Linked DNA regions of Homo sapiens: all the other regions are linked to region 1. Evidence: chromatin contacts called from ENCODE Hi-C or POLR2A ChIA-PET data. All regions are on one chromosome and are shown on one strand. Each heading gives the region's core, a stretch centred on a gene start or an enhancer-like site at or near the end of the contact. The rest is flanking DNA. Distances are from core to core; before and after follow the strand shown. Region 1 overlaps PGPEP1L (pyroglutamyl-peptidase I like). Region 2 holds the start of SYNM-AS1 (SYNM antisense RNA 1). Region 3 has its middle 28 kb from the start of SYNM.

What was found. A loop is a pair of places that touch in the nucleus more often than their neighbours do. ChIA-PET counts read pairs that join two places held with the same protein, here RNA polymerase II (POLR2A). Pooled maps may share reads with other maps.
Region 2: a loop to region 1 is called in a pooled map, with 3 times the contacts of the local background. The contact joins the promoter of SYNM-AS1 here to the enhancer-like site in region 1. A Hi-C loop is called at or near these places in 3 of 37 single-sample maps with no recorded cell type and 2 of 50 pooled maps. POLR2A ChIA-PET finds 5 or more read pairs at or near these places in 2 of 52 experiments (WTC11 and activated T-cell).
Region 3: a map of GM12878 shows a loop between it and region 1 (7-fold over the local background). The contact joins two enhancer-like sites. A Hi-C loop is called at or near these places in 1 of 168 maps with a recorded cell type or tissue (GM12878), 1 of 37 single-sample maps with no recorded cell type and 5 of 50 pooled maps. POLR2A ChIA-PET finds 5 or more read pairs at or near these places in 2 of 52 experiments (H1 and Panc1).

Annotation. Positions count from the first base shown.
Region 1 is chr15:98,982,055-98,984,806 of GRCh38, reverse strand. The region is part of intron 2 of PGPEP1L (pyroglutamyl-peptidase I like); the gene reads left to right. Among named protein-coding and RNA genes, the nearest start is that of PGPEP1L, 24 kb to the left of the region's middle. RefSeq lists an enhancer at 2,681-2,730. Within about 2 kb of position 1,351, at least 10 of the 41 ENCODE cell types and tissues checked have a DNase peak (open chromatin) inside an H3K27ac peak, as active enhancers do; they include GM12878, where a contact is called at or near this core.
Region 2 is chr15:99,104,506-99,107,257 of GRCh38, reverse strand. It overlaps SYNM-AS1 (SYNM antisense RNA 1), which reads left to right and starts at 1,381. Exons shown (of 3, transcript NR_187219.1): 1 at 1,381-1,570. SYNM (synemin) reads right to left here and starts at 2,178. Exons shown (of 4, transcript NM_145728.3): 1 at 1,249-2,178. The coding sequence starts at 2,058. RefSeq lists silencers at 1,069-1,238, 1,519-2,428.
Region 3 is chr15:99,075,463-99,078,214 of GRCh38, reverse strand. No RefSeq gene overlaps it. Among named protein-coding and RNA genes, the nearest start is that of SYNM, 28 kb to the left of the region's middle. Within about 2 kb of position 1,379, at least 12 of the 41 ENCODE cell types and tissues checked have a DNase peak (open chromatin) inside an H3K27ac peak, as active enhancers do; they include GM12878, where a contact is called at or near this core.

The DNA.
Region 1 (2,752 bases), core at 102-2,601:
AACCTCTTTAGAAGCTCTCTTCACTATCAATCTGCAGGACCACTGTCTCTTCCTGGGCTATCCTGGGTCACTCCAGGTCCTCCACTAACATGTCTGTAGGATCCACTGGGATTCTGGTTTGGGACCTCATTCGTAGTACCCACTGAAAGTGCCAGTATACAGCCAAAAGTGTCCATAGTAGGTATAATCATCTAAGTGGCTGTATTAAGGTAATGTTCATGGACGTTCATTTGACCCATTACACGGATATAGAAATAGACTTAGATGGGCTGAATAATGAACAAAAGGGCACATGGCATCTTGAGTCAATACAAGCGTCTCACTGTCTCTAGGGTCCTGTGTAACATATCCCCATCTCCACCAAGGGCCCGGCTATGTGTTCACTAGATACATGAATGAATAGTTTTCTTTTCTATCCTCCTGCATTCTCCCAGCAAGAGTCAATTTTATCAATATCAAGAGCATTACCAAGCAATGTTTAAAGAGTACTTACTCCAGGCCGAGCACGGTGGCTCAGGCCTGTAATCCCAGCACTTTGGGAGGCCACGGTGGGTGGTTCACAAGGTCAGGAGATCGAGACCATCTTGGCTAACATGGTGAAACTCTGTCTCTGCTAAAATACAAAAAAATTAGCCGGGCGTGGTGGTGGGCGCCTGTAGTCCCAGCTACTTGGGAGGCTGAGGCAGGAGAATGGTGTGAACCCGGGAAGCAGATCTTGCAGTGAGCTGCGCCACTGCACTCCAGCCTGGGCGACAGAGTGAGACTCAAAATAGAAAAAAAAAAAAAAAAAAAAAAAAGACTACTTACTCCACTGCCAGGCATTATAAATGGGAACTCATGGAATTATAGATAGTAAGGAAAAAAATGTTCAATTTTACACCGCAGCATTTTGCCTCTAAGAGAGGTGAGCTTTTAACAAATAACTCAAATGCATTTTTATTGTGGTTGCTCATGAATGGGAAAAGGATATTTTGAAAAGAAGAAAAATACAGACAGATTATTATACATGCTAAAAGTTCACAAGGAAAAGAGGCAGTTCCTACAAACTCCCAGAAAAGCGACTTAATGCTGTTTGCAGTATGTGCCAAAATATTTAACATTGAGCCAGACTAGGACGGGCACTCTTCCCTTCTTAGTCTCAAGTTTTACATAGTGACCTGTGCAGTAGTTACATCATTATTCCCTGGTTTCTGGATACTCTAATTTTGGAGCCACTACCACCTCATATTCATTCAAAAGAAATTACATGCTTAGCTCTTAAGTGCCTCAGCCTGGTGAGTCAGCAAATAAAACAAGGGTTTTTGAAAACACACCCAGGGTCAGTTGGGCCAAGACATTACGTAACTGCACTTAAAATACAGCCTAGGCAGCCAAGAGGTCAGGGCTCTTCTCATATTTGATAAACTTGACATGCAGAATAATTTCTCTTTGCCCCAAAGATGAGGTGGCCTGGTGCCTTTCTTACATGTTGCTTTAAATAATAATAATAATAATGAATAAAGAGCCGTGAATCAGAACAGTCAAAGAATTTCTAAGCTGAACGGTGCTTTAGGATGAAAGCTGAGTCCTGTTCAGGGATAGGAAAGTAACTGCAAACCTTTCCAAGTGAAAGAAAATTGTTTCTCTTGATTCTTCTTTTTTTTTTTTTCCCAAGAGAACCTTTATTCTTCCCACCAAATCCCAGGACAAAACCTTTTTCCAACCTAGGTGAATACAAACACATATATGACAGACATTTTTCCAATTAGTCCAGAGTGGGTTTGTTTTGTTTTCTTGACTAAAATGAGAAAGCCTCAGGCTGGGTGCGGTGGCTCACGCCTATAATCCCAGCACTTTGGGAGGCTGAGGCAGGTGGATCACTTGAGGCCAGGAGTTTGAGACCAGCCTGGCCAACAGGGTGAGACCCTGTGTCTACTAAAAACACAAAAATCAGCTGGGCGTGGTGGCTGGTGCCTATAATCCCAGCTACTCAGGAGGCTAAGGGATGAGAATTACTCAAACCCGGGAGGCGGAGGTTGCAGTGAGCCAAGATCATGCCCCCGCACTCCAGCCTGGGCAACAGAGCAAGACTCTGTCTCAAAAAAAAAAAAAAAAAAAAAAAAAAAAGCCTCAGATAAAAATAACCAGAGTGAGGAGGAAGGGAGACCTCAGACATCTCTCTAGTTTACACAGACCTCACCTATGATAGCCCCCAGCTCAGCGTCAACCATGTCCTGGGCACCCGCTTCAGTGGGTTATCTGAACATTGGCCTCCACGGTTGGATAACCCAAATGCACTTTCCCATGACGTCTTACACCTCCTTTTTTCAGTCTGGTGACTGTAGTGTGAGCCCCACCTTGTTAGTGGGAAGAGAAGTAACCAAGTGGTGATACACAGTTCACTCTGGCCTTGGAACAGCATGAAATAGGACTGTCCTTGCATTCTCACTTCGAAATGACACAAGAATCCACAAGAATCCACAAGAATATGGGGACTGTGTGAGTCCATGGCAAAGAGCCTGTGCTCTCATAGTCCCAGTCGCCTGCACAAGGGGCCGCACTCCAGGGAGCTCCCAAGGATCGAGGCGAGTGCAGATGGAATCCACACCTTGGTGGAGGAGACCCCACGGTCCACATGCATGGAGGGTGTCTGCTGTGGCTTCACAGTCCTCCCCACAAACACCGTGCTCCTAGTAAACGCTCAAGGAAACATATTTTTTCTGCTTATTTGGAGAAAAGTTTGCTATTCACAGACAAGTGAGTCATATGTTTA
Region 2 (2,752 bases), core at 132-2,631, 120 kb before region 1:
GTACACACTGGGTCAGTCCCTGTCCCTGCTCTAGCTATGGCAAAGCCCCAAGAGAACACTTTGAAAAGTTATGAGGCGGAAGCCAAACAAAACCCACAACTCAAAAGATTAAATCCCAATGTAGTACCATATTGCATTCTATGATTTCCCATCTAGCCTGTAGCTCTTTGCATACTGAAAGTCTAGGGCAGTGCTGGGGACCCAGGGAGAATCAACAGGTATTTACTCATCACCTGTGGATACCTGTCACATCACCGCAGTCATTCCATATGACAACCCCCATGTTCCTCTCACTTCTAATTTTTAAAAGTCAGTCTCAAATCTTTAACTCACAGCTGCAAACTGTACTCTTAAAATATTTGTGAAATTGTGCAGATGTTATTTCCATCTGTCCTTTTGAGAACTACTGATAGTGTGATTTGGGAATATTTCCAATTCTGGCTGAGGCAGGGCAGGGCGAGGGCCAAACGCTAGGGCTGGACTGGGCATAGTTTACATCAGCCACAGGTGTCACCCCGCCGGTGTCAGAGGGTTTGCTTCCCTGAAATAGTAACTGTTTATATCACTCTGCACTTGTAATAACATCCTGCCAAAGGGCCCCACTTTCCCACAACTTTTACACTACGCAGAGATCTGACGTCAGCGTGTGCTGTGAGCAAAACATCTTCGATCAAGCTCTGTTCTGCATGAGGGTTGCTGCCCCTCCCAAGATCAAACAAGGCAGCCGCCCAGAGAGCCACAACTGCGGCTTCCAACTGGGAAATCATATTGGCAAAATAAAAACCGTTTTGGAAATTAATTTGAGTTTTCCCCTGAGGAGCGCTATAGACAGCGGGGCTACCATAAGCCGTCACTTCTGCAAGTGAGAGAGGTTTCTCGGTTGACTCTTAGATCTGGGTCTACTGAGTCTACGGAGCACGGAAAATGGAAGGAAAACCTAGAGCTAACAGGGTGGCCTATCAGGATGCGCCCAGTCACGCTTGTCAAGAGTTAAAGCAGCTGCCACCTAACCCCATGACGAGGACGGGGCTATCCGCTAGGACCTGCCGCCCCGCGCTCGCCCGCTGAGTCGATGGACCAGCGGACCGAGTCCGGGTCCCCATGCCATTCGGGCACCCTCTGGGCGGGCCCTACCGGTCCGCGACGCCGCGCCCCTGGTGAAGGGGCCGCTGCCCCACGCCGTCAAGGGCAGGGTGCTGGGGCGACGGCAGCGGGTATGGGGTCAGCGCGCCATCCCCGCGCACGGACCTGCCGCTCCTCGGCCTGTATCCCGTACTCCTCGCGCATCCGCAGCAGCGCGTCCTCCAGCCGCGCGCGCAGCTGCTCCAACCCGAGCGCCTCGCGCCGCAGCGCCTCTGCCTCCTGCGCGCACAGCCGCGTCTCTTCCTCCGCCTGGAGTCTGCTCTCCTGGCCGCGCCGCAGCGCCTCCTCCAGCTCGCGCACCTCGTCCTCGTACAGCTGCACCGTCTCCCGCCACGACTCGGCCACCAGCAGTGCGTAGCTGTCGTGCACCTCCCGCAGGCGTGGCGGCGGCGCGGCGGGGCCGGTGGCGCGGGCGCGGAAATGCATGGTAAGGCTGGCGGCGCGCGCGCGCAGCTCCCTCACGTCGCGTTCGTGGGCCGCGTCGAGGCCTCGGCGCTCGGCCTGCAGCCGGCCCAGCAGCGCCTCGAGGGCGGCGCGCGCGCCCAGCGCCTCCTGCAGCTCGCGCTGCTGCGCACCCAGCTCGGCGTCCAGGCGGCCGCGGGCGGCGCGCTCCTCCGCATCCAGGCGCTGCAGCTCCCGCAGCTCGCGCCGCAGAGCGTCCCGCTCGCCCTCCGCCAGCGCAGTGGCCCAGCTCAGCTCGTCCAGCTGCTGCCGCAAGCTGCGCGCCTCCTCGGCGCAGCGGGCCTGCCCCTCGGCCCACAGGCCCTCTCGCCCGCGCCGGCCGCGCAGCTCCTCCTCCAGGAGTAGGTTTTCGCGCTCCAGCTCCCGCACCCGACACACGTAGTCATAGAGCCGGGCGTTGAGCTCCTGGAGCTCGGCCTTCTCGGGGCCCGTCTGCAGCCGCCAGGACAGCATCTTGCCGGGCGTGCGGGGTTCTCGCGGCTGGCCGGCTCCCTCCTGCCCTGGTCTTGTCCCGGTCTCGTCCTCTCCGCCGCGACGCTCCGGCCTCGCCGCTGCCCCGGAGGCCCGCAGACTGGGACGCGAGCGGGAGAGCCCAGGCACTTAGCGGACGGGGCGGGCAGACTGGGCGGGCGGCCTGGGCGAGGGCCGCGGCCTCCAGCCAATCAGAGCGCGGCCCGGCGCGGCCTCTGCGGCCGCACAGCGCCCCCTGCCGCACCTTGGCGGCCGCAGGTGGTCGGTGCGGGCAGTCGGGTAACAGCGGGCGGGGTGGCGGGCTAGCCAGGCCGGGCTCAGCGAAGGGACGCCGGAGAGGGCGTCCGGGAGCATACGAGTGTCCTGGCCTTGGTGGATGGAAATAGAAGCCTATTGAGTTGCTGTGGTGCTGGCGATTTTGGAGCGACTTCTTACCCGAGGCCCTGGAGATTGGTGGCTTTTCTATTTTTAAAAAAACGATATGGGCCGGGCGCGGTGGCTCAGGCCTATAATCCCAGCATTTTGGGAAGCCGAGGTGGGAGGCTCGCTTGAGCCCAGGAGTTCGAGACCAGCCTGAGCAACATAGAGAGACCCTGTCTCTACCAAAAAAAAAAAAAAAAAAAAAATATATATATATATATATATATATGGAGCCTGGCGTGGTGGTGTCACACGC
Region 3 (2,752 bases), core at 130-2,629, 93 kb before region 1:
ATCCCATTACTGGGTATATACCCAAAGGAATATAAATCATTCTATTATAAAGATACATGCACATTATGTTCACTGAAGCACTATTCACAATAGCAAAAACATGGAATCAACCTAAATGCCCATCAATAGTAGACTTTATAAAGAAGATATGGTACATATACACCATGAAATACCATACAGCCATAAAAAAGAACAAGATCATGCCATTTGCAGAAACATGGATGGAGCTGGAGGCCATTATCCTTAGCAAACTAACACAGGAATAGAAAACCAAATACTGCATGTTCTCACTTATAAGTGGGAGTCCAACGATGAGAAGACATGGACACAAAAAAGAGAACAGACACTGAGGACCACCTAAGGGTGGAGGGAGGAAGGAGGAAGAAGATCAGAAAAAAATAACTATTGGGAACTACGCTTCATACTGGGGTGACAAAATAGTCTGTACGTCAAACCTCCATAACATGAGTTTACCTATATAACAAACCTGCGCATATACCCCTGAACCTAAAATAAAAGTTTTTTAAAAAGAAAATGAGTTAGATCTAGCGTATTGACTATATGAGATATCCATAACATATTAAGTTGAAAAAGCAATGTTAAAGTACTACTGTAAGCCAGGCATGGTGGCTCATGCCTGTAATCCCAATACTTTGGGAGGCTGAGGTAGGTGGATCACTTGAGGTCAGGAGTTCAAGACAGCCTGGCCAACATGGCAAAACCCCATCTGTACTAAAAATACAAAAATTAGCCGAGCGTGGTGGCACACGCCTGTAGTCCCAGTTACTCGGGAGGCTGAGGCACAAGAATCGCTTGGACCCAGGAAGCAGAGGTTGCAGTGAGCCGAGATCTCACCACTGCACTCCAGCCTGGGGGACAGAGTGAGACCCTGTCTAAACAAAATCAATAAAATCCAAGTATGAAGAAGAAGGAAAAAAGCAACCTCTATATATGCTTTATACAGGAAATGTTTTTTATGATACATGTGATTTATAATCACTGCATAAAGTGTTTCTACCTTTTAATCCATTGTTTTGGTTGCAAAGGTCACCAGTTCTCAAGCTTGGCTGCCCTTTGGAATCACCTGGGGATTTTTAAAAACGCTGATGTCTGGGCCCTACATCCAGAGATTCTGATTTAATTGTGATGGGGTACGGCCTGGACATCAGATTTTTAAAGGCTCCTCAGGTGATTTTCATGTGAAGCAAACCCTGAGGACCAGTGGCATAGATAACTGAGGTCTGAAGCCCAATTTTGGAATAGTTTGACATATGACCTGTGAAGCTATTTTTGCAATTGTCCTGTTAACCACTAGATGGCGTGTTATCCACACTACAGCATTTCGACAACCAGGGTTTTGCCGAACTCTTGGGGAGGTGAAGGACGGAGGCAAGCAGGAAGCAACCAAGGATCGAACGGAACAGACCTGGGACCAGGAATTGTGCCAGATTCGGGCCTCATCCTGCATCACGTAGTGAGCATACAGCTTTTTTTTAAGTTCTGGGGGAAAAAATTATCATCATTAAGCCTGACTTTCCTTCAAGTCAGAGAGGAGCTGCTCCTTAGTCTCTTCCTGTTTCAGTGTCTTTTCTTGGATGTGAGTTACAGAAAGTCATTCTTTGTGGAAAGGCCACACCCTCTGTTGTTTGGCTGCAAGGGTGAAATGGAAGGATGCTCTTTGGAAATCTCTTAATTAAAAGTAAATAATTGACTGTGTAGTAAACAGCCAGAGGGGCAATATTTAAACCCTATTTATAGATTCAGATTAGTGGTGGGAGTAAATAGGACAGTCAGGAGAAAACTTAAATTAAGAAGATTCCCGTCACCCTCACACACAAGAGTGTGATTTTTTTTTCTGAAAACAAATACCTCTGGGCTTCATTTTTCTCCCTTTGATCTCAAAATAAACACCAACCTCCACACTTCTTGGTCATGCACTGCTGGTTCATTAAAGAGCCATATGCTGATTTCCTGTGAGTGTTTAACACGTCATGATTAAGGGCAAAGTCAAGAAACAATTTAAGGACAATTTTTCAATAAAATTAGCTCCAAAACTAAGTGTAATTACTGTCAGTGTTTCTATTATTTGGACTTTTTCCCATCAGAATGTATAAATAGTGTTTTTAATGAATATACAAATTATATGTTTCTGAGAACCAAGAACTCTGACTCCATGAGGAGACAGATAGTGTCTGTATCCCAGGGCAGGTAATTAATGTGAAGGATTCGAGATTTCCTTTGTAGCTATTCATCTATAAAGCAGCCTGTGAGCCATGAGGCCCTGCGGACCATCCCATCAAAAATCTCAGCCAAAATTTGTATCAGTTAGGGTTCTCCGAGAACCAGAAGCAACAGGATATATCATATATGATGAAGAAGCAACTCACATGATAATGGAGGCTGAGAAGTCCCCAGATCTGCTGTTGGCAAGCTGGACACACAAGAAAGCTGATGGTATTGTTCCAGTCTTGAGGCCAAAGACCTGAGACCAGGAGAGGCAATAATGTAAGTTCCAGTTCAAGTCCAATTCCAAAGGCAAAGGACTGATGACCCAGCTCAAAGACCAGAGAGTGAAGCTGATGACCCAGCTCAAAGACCAGAGAGTGAAGCTGATGACCCAGCTCAAAGACCAGAGAGTGAAGCTGATGACCCAGCTCAAAGACCAGAGAGTGAAGCTGATGACCCAGCTCAAAGACCAGAGAGTGAAGCTGATGACCCAGCTCAAAGACCAGAGAGTGAATTTTTGCTTACT